Linked DNA regions of Mus musculus: region 1 is linked to region 2. The links are chromatin contacts, found by Hi-C in ENCODE. All regions are on one chromosome and are shown on one strand. Each heading gives the region's core, a stretch centred on a gene start or an enhancer-like site at or near the end of the contact. The rest is flanking DNA. Distances are from core to core; before and after follow the strand shown. Region 1 holds the start of Rtkn2 (rhotekin 2). Region 2 has its middle 20 kb from the start of Zfp365.

Region 1 (2,700 bases), core at 64-2,563, 47 kb before region 2:
TTTAGTTCAGTAGAAATAGAGGCTGTGTTAACCATCAACATAGGCGTGGGGTGTGGCTCTGCTGATTGAGGGCTTGTCTAGAATGCACAAGGCACTGGGTTAGAACCCAGCTCCACTCCATCTTAAGTCAGGCTCGGTGTGGCAGCCCTATAAAGTCCATAGTAGGAAAGTGGAGGCAAGAGGAGTTTTAGGAGTTCAAGGCTACCCTTTGACAAAGGCAAATAGGATACCTAGAATACATAACAAAAATAAGAAATATTTCACAAGAAAGTTGAAAGTTTTGTGTATGTTTGTAGCAAACACGTCTTGTGACTACTAATATGGTTTGCACAATAACTCAAACAAAGCCTGGCTCAACATTCCAGAGAATTACAGAGGACTTCCTAACAATACTGCATCTACTAAAGAAATTCTATGATCCTGCAGTATTCGCCTCGACCCACAAATCTGGCAAGAGTATATGGTTCGAACTACTATACTTCAGGAGCCGGTAAGAGGTGAAAATTAAAATTAAAATGAAGATGTCGCTACAAGGATATAAGGGGTTTCTTTTCATTAAAATACTAAAATAATGAACAGGAAGAATACTTTTAACACTTGACTGGGGTTCCCAAGAAATATTCTCGACTACACTAAGTGTAAAAGATTTTGAACATATTTTAGATAGCTAAAAAACAAACAAACACTGGATTCGTCCTCCTTTTTTCCTAGTATTTGTGCATGTATCCATGTTTAAACTTACACCTTCCTGGAAAGCTAAGAACATGCCATTTGAGCGTTCACCCCGCGGCGCCCCACAGTTTGATGCTGGCTCACACGGCTACAAGCAGCACCTTGCATTACACGCCCAGCTGCGCGGGCCGGGGAGCAACTCGAGCACCGACTCCCGGAGCATCACCTCCCCTGCAAGCCTTGGAAGACCGGCAGGTGGGATGGGCCCCGGCGTCCTCCTGTTGCCCCCGGCCTCGCTCTCCTCCTTCGGTGCACCCTTCAGGCGTGCAAGCCGCGGAGCTCGCCCGGCTCTCGGTCTCGGCCCAGGCTGCAGCTCTCCAGTCCCCTGCCTCGCTCACCTGCTGCGCGGCGAGACCCCTCAGCAGCTGCCCCTCCATCTCGGTGCAAGGCACGGCCGATTTGAAAAGCGCGCCCCAGGGCTGCAGCTGCAGATTGCACCAACCGCTCGGCCGTACCAAGTCTGGTCTGCAGGGGAACCCGGCCCACGACGCCGCGCAAGCGTACTAGGAGCCTCTCTGTCTTTAAAACAGCACGGAGACCCGAGACTCTGAACAGACCCTCTGCTACCGCAGGGCTTAAGCGAGGGCGGGGAGTGGGCGGGGCCTGTTGTGTGGTAGGCGGGGCCTAAATACGAAGAGCAAGTCCGGGTGGGTGGGGTCTGTGGCAGGCGGGGCCTGAACCCGCCTGGGTTTTGTCGGCTAGTGGGCGGGGCCTCAACTGGTGGGCGGGGTGGAGCCTTAGAGAAGGCTCGCCATAGAAATCTTTGGCAGGTGGTTTTCTTGTCAGGTTTAAAGTGCGCCTTCTTCTTGCATCCCGCCCGAAGTTGTTTAAAGGCATGAACTGACCGGACCCGACAGACCAATCAGGGATATAAGGATCCATTATCTGTCTCTCAAACATGGCTGCACTCAAAGATCATGCTCTTGAAGGCTGGGCAGACAGACACATTTTGCGAGTACTTCTGTCCCCGGGTTTGTTCGCTTCTAAAGTGACAGCAGACAACACTATCCAGAAGCCTGGTCGTTATTAGCACAGGCTTTTATTAAGAAAGAGGAAGGGGAGATGCTGAAATGCTGAACTCGAGGCCTTAAGCACAGTGAGCAACTGGTCCACCACTGAACTATCCAGCTTAGACTTTTAATTAGAGGATGTACACACCCTTGTAAAGTGTTTAAAATTACCCCTTGACATATCTTGTACCGGAAATGTGTAGGGCTTTGGACATTTTCCTCCTGAGGGAAGACTCTACCAAATCAACTCTCCTACACCACCCTCATTAAAGGCCTGGGCAAGGCTCCTTTTATAAACAGAATGACCCTGTTTATTTTGGGGACATCTCACTTGTTCCAAAGTGGACTTTCAATGATATGGTCATCTTACTTACAGACCTCCTTGTTAAAGCAGTCAGTTGAAAGATGGACTTCTTAAAAAGAAACTGAGTGTGCCAGTGAGATGGCTCAGCAAGGAATGGTGCCCACCTAATGCCAAACCTCCCCGCCTAAGTTCCAATCCCCAGGATCCAAGTGGTGGAAGGAGAGAACCAGCTCCCAAAAGTAATATCTACATATGCGCCAGGACATGGGCATACCGCCCCCCTACACTGAATACAGAGGGGGGGAGGGAAAATTTGTGTGTATGTATATATACGCATATATGTATAAATATATATGCATATACGTATAAATATATACATATGTTTATATGCATATAAATATATATGATATATACATGTATGTTTATATATGTGTGTATACATACATATATGTGTGTGTGTGTGTATATATATATGTATATGTATATATTCCTTCCTCTCAAATGGATAAGTGCCTGGTTGAGAGGCTCTGGACTAGGTGATTCTAGAAGCTGCTATCCAGTTAGGAGTGCTTTTCCTCTTACTTTTGCAGTCTGTAATGACCCACCGTTGTAAAAGCACAAGAAACTCAAAATTACCAACACTCAACTCACACA
Region 2 (2,903 bases), core at 201-2,700:
TCGATTTCTGTGACTTTAGCCATCCAATAAGGCAATTTGCTGTGGTAACCCCAGGAGCTACCATAGGGTGAAATGGAATCTCACTCGCAAGGACTCTCCTCTGCCACAGCAGTGTGAGAGCTCAGCTAAACAAAACATGTAAGCCAACAGAATTGATTCTGTTCCCATAGCAACAAGTTTCAAAACAGCAGGTAAAGGCTTCTAATGTGCCAACCTGTACCTAAATGTAGTGGCTCCCATCTTGGTTTCTCAGTCTGGATTCCTCCTTCCTGAAGGAGCTGCCTGCTTTTGTCCTGGCAGCACCAGGCAGAGGATGCCTTAGGTCAGAGTGCATATATGCTGACCAATGAGAAGATGGGAAGAGAGGAGAGAGCCAATCCGTTCCCTTCAGAGAGGAAACCAGGTTAGTAAATCTCCACTTACATTCTGAAGGGAACCAAATATCCATCGTCTGCTGAGAGGATGTGGAAGTACAGTCCTTATTCTGGGTAGCAATGTGTCAGGTGCAAACAGGTGACACATAAGATGGTCGAAGGGGACTGAGACATGGTTGATTAGGGGGGGGTGCGCACACAGTGGGACGGGTGACATGATTACGCGTTAAGAACATGTTTTGCCAAGACAATGAATGTTATCAATGCAGAGCAGAGCAGAGCAAAGACCAGATACACTGTAATTAGAGCAGTTTGTAAGGTATTAGTTAGGGGTTGGAGAAAGGGCTCAGAGGTTAAGAGTGCATACTGCTCTTGAAGAAGATCCAAGTTCAGTTTCCAGCATCTAAATAGGACAGCCCATAACTACCCGTGGCACCAGCTCCAGAGAACCTGATGCTGTCTTCTGGCCTTTATGGACAGGCACGTACATGTAAACACATATATACCCTAGCACGTACACTATTAAAAAAAAAAAAAAGATTTGATGAGCTGTGAAACCAGCAAAGTCCATTCGGTTGGGCAGACCCAAGGATAAAAATAGTACAGAAAAGTGAAGAGTCTTAGAAGTGACTGTGAGTCATCACCAAATCCACAACGTGGGATTCCCGGGAGTGAGGAGCGGTAGAGAGCACAAGTCAAAGAAATCAGAGCAAAAATGTCTCAAAGTTGCTGGAAAAACGTTGAGCAACAAATGCGACGCTCAACAAATCCCAAGCAGACTACATTTAATGATTCCGCACCCAATCCGTCAGTGTTAATCTGTCAAAGAGAAGAGAATTTTAAAAGCAGCAAGACCGAGCCAGTGACTCATAAGGAGAACGTGGAAAGACATCTAAGGCTGGGGTGCGGGGTGCGGGATGCGGGGTGCGGGGTGCGGGGTGCGGGATGCGGGGTGGACACACTCAATAAAAGATAGTTTTGTTAAAGGAGCTCTTGTTGGAGAGGCAAGAGCTTCCAGCCCGCGCAGGAGCTGGGCTGCAAGCTCTCTGGAGGACTGGGTGCTGCTGCTACTTGCGGGAGCTCGGGATGTTTCTGAGCACGTCCCTCTGGCACACGGTACTGCTGCAATCTGAGGAAAGAAAACAGCGGACACTGTATCCTGAAGACAGGTTCTCCATAGGCTTAAGTCCATGAACACTTAGTCCCCTCTTGGTGGCGCTGTTTAGGGAAGGTAATGGGCCTTGAGAGAAGAATCTTACCACTGAGGGAGGGCTCTGGGAGTTTATATCCCTGCCCCATCCCTCCAGCCCCACTCGTGATAAAGCTTTATACTGTGTTTACTGCAATACTTATATAGATAATATTTATAAATGCTTATAAAGACCCCTTCCAAGCCTCACCAGCACACACTGAAGGGTGAATTTGGCTGGGAAATACTATTCATTTATGGTACAGTGCAGCTCCTCTTCTACATGAGTTTGCCTTTATTGGATTTGATTTAGAATACATTCTAGAAATGAAAAATAACCTAGATATGTGTGTTTATACATTTTGCCAAATTTGAAAAAAATAGTTATTATTTCATATTTCTTCTTTCTTTGTCTCCTTTCTTTTCTGGGTCTCTGACCACATAATGGCTACTACCTCTGGGGTCAGTGAGAATTCATTCTTACTTAATTCTTACCCCTGTTTTATATTTGTTATAATATAACTTTATTCAGTGAGCTTATATTTCATGTATTGTATATCTTAGGCACAAGAGTTATATTTGGTTCAATTTATAACTTCTGTGTTTTCCCCCATTATGGTTGCATTAAGTCCTTAAGTCCTTGAGCATTTAGTCTTAAGGCTTTGAAGTCTTTAGACTATCCAACCATACCATCTGTTATATTTCTAAATCGGTTTCTGCTGTTTCTCTTGGTTTTCACATTTTCTCACCCTTCTATGCCTACCAAGTTTTCAGTGATTGCTGAATACCATGGGGTTAATTTTTTAAGCATCTGGATTTTTTTAAATGGTGGTTTGAATAAAAAATATCTCCCATAGGCTTGGGACATGAACACTTAGTCACCACTTGGTGGCGCTGTTTAGGGAAGCTTATGGAACCTTTAGGAATACAGCCTTGAGACAAGAAGCTTACCCCCGAGCAGGGCTCTGGGAGTTTATAACCCTGCCCCATTCCTTCCAGTTTGCTCTCACTGCTTTCTCCCCGTGGTTGAAGATGGTCATTTCTCAGCTTCTTGCTCTGTTGAGTTCAGGGTGGAAGCTGAGAAAACTCACTTCAGATACAGAAGCTTAAAAATGCAAGCTTTATTTTGTGAGTGCTCAGGGAGGGGGCCAATTCAGGATCTGAATGGTATCAAAGGGATATTGTACAACATTTTAAATGGATGGAAACAGAAAGCTAGGGGGGTTATCCAGTTGTATCTTGACATTATGGATTAAGCAAAGGATGTACTCGTTGGAGACTGGACAATCTCCAGGGCAACTGTCTTCAAGGTCCTTAATTCATTCTCCTAGACATTAAGC

What was found. A loop is a pair of places that touch in the nucleus more often than their neighbours do.
Region 1: a map of left cerebral cortex shows a loop between it and region 2 (2.2-fold over the local background). The contact joins the promoter of Rtkn2 here to the enhancer-like site in region 2. A Hi-C loop is called at or near these places in 1 of 37 maps with a recorded cell type or tissue (left cerebral cortex).

Annotation. Positions count from the first base shown.
Region 1 is chr10:67,978,183-67,980,882 of GRCm38, reverse strand. Rtkn2 (rhotekin 2) reads right to left here and starts at 1,313. Exons shown (of 12, transcript NM_001359319.1): 1 at 1,071-1,313. The coding sequence starts at 1,109.
Region 2 is chr10:67,931,080-67,933,982 of GRCm38, reverse strand. No RefSeq gene overlaps it. Among named protein-coding and RNA genes, the nearest start is that of Zfp365, 20 kb to the right of the region's middle. Within about 2 kb of position 1,450, at least 1 of the 3 ENCODE cell types and tissues checked has a DNase peak (open chromatin) inside an H3K27ac peak, as active enhancers do; it is left cerebral cortex, where a contact is called at or near this core.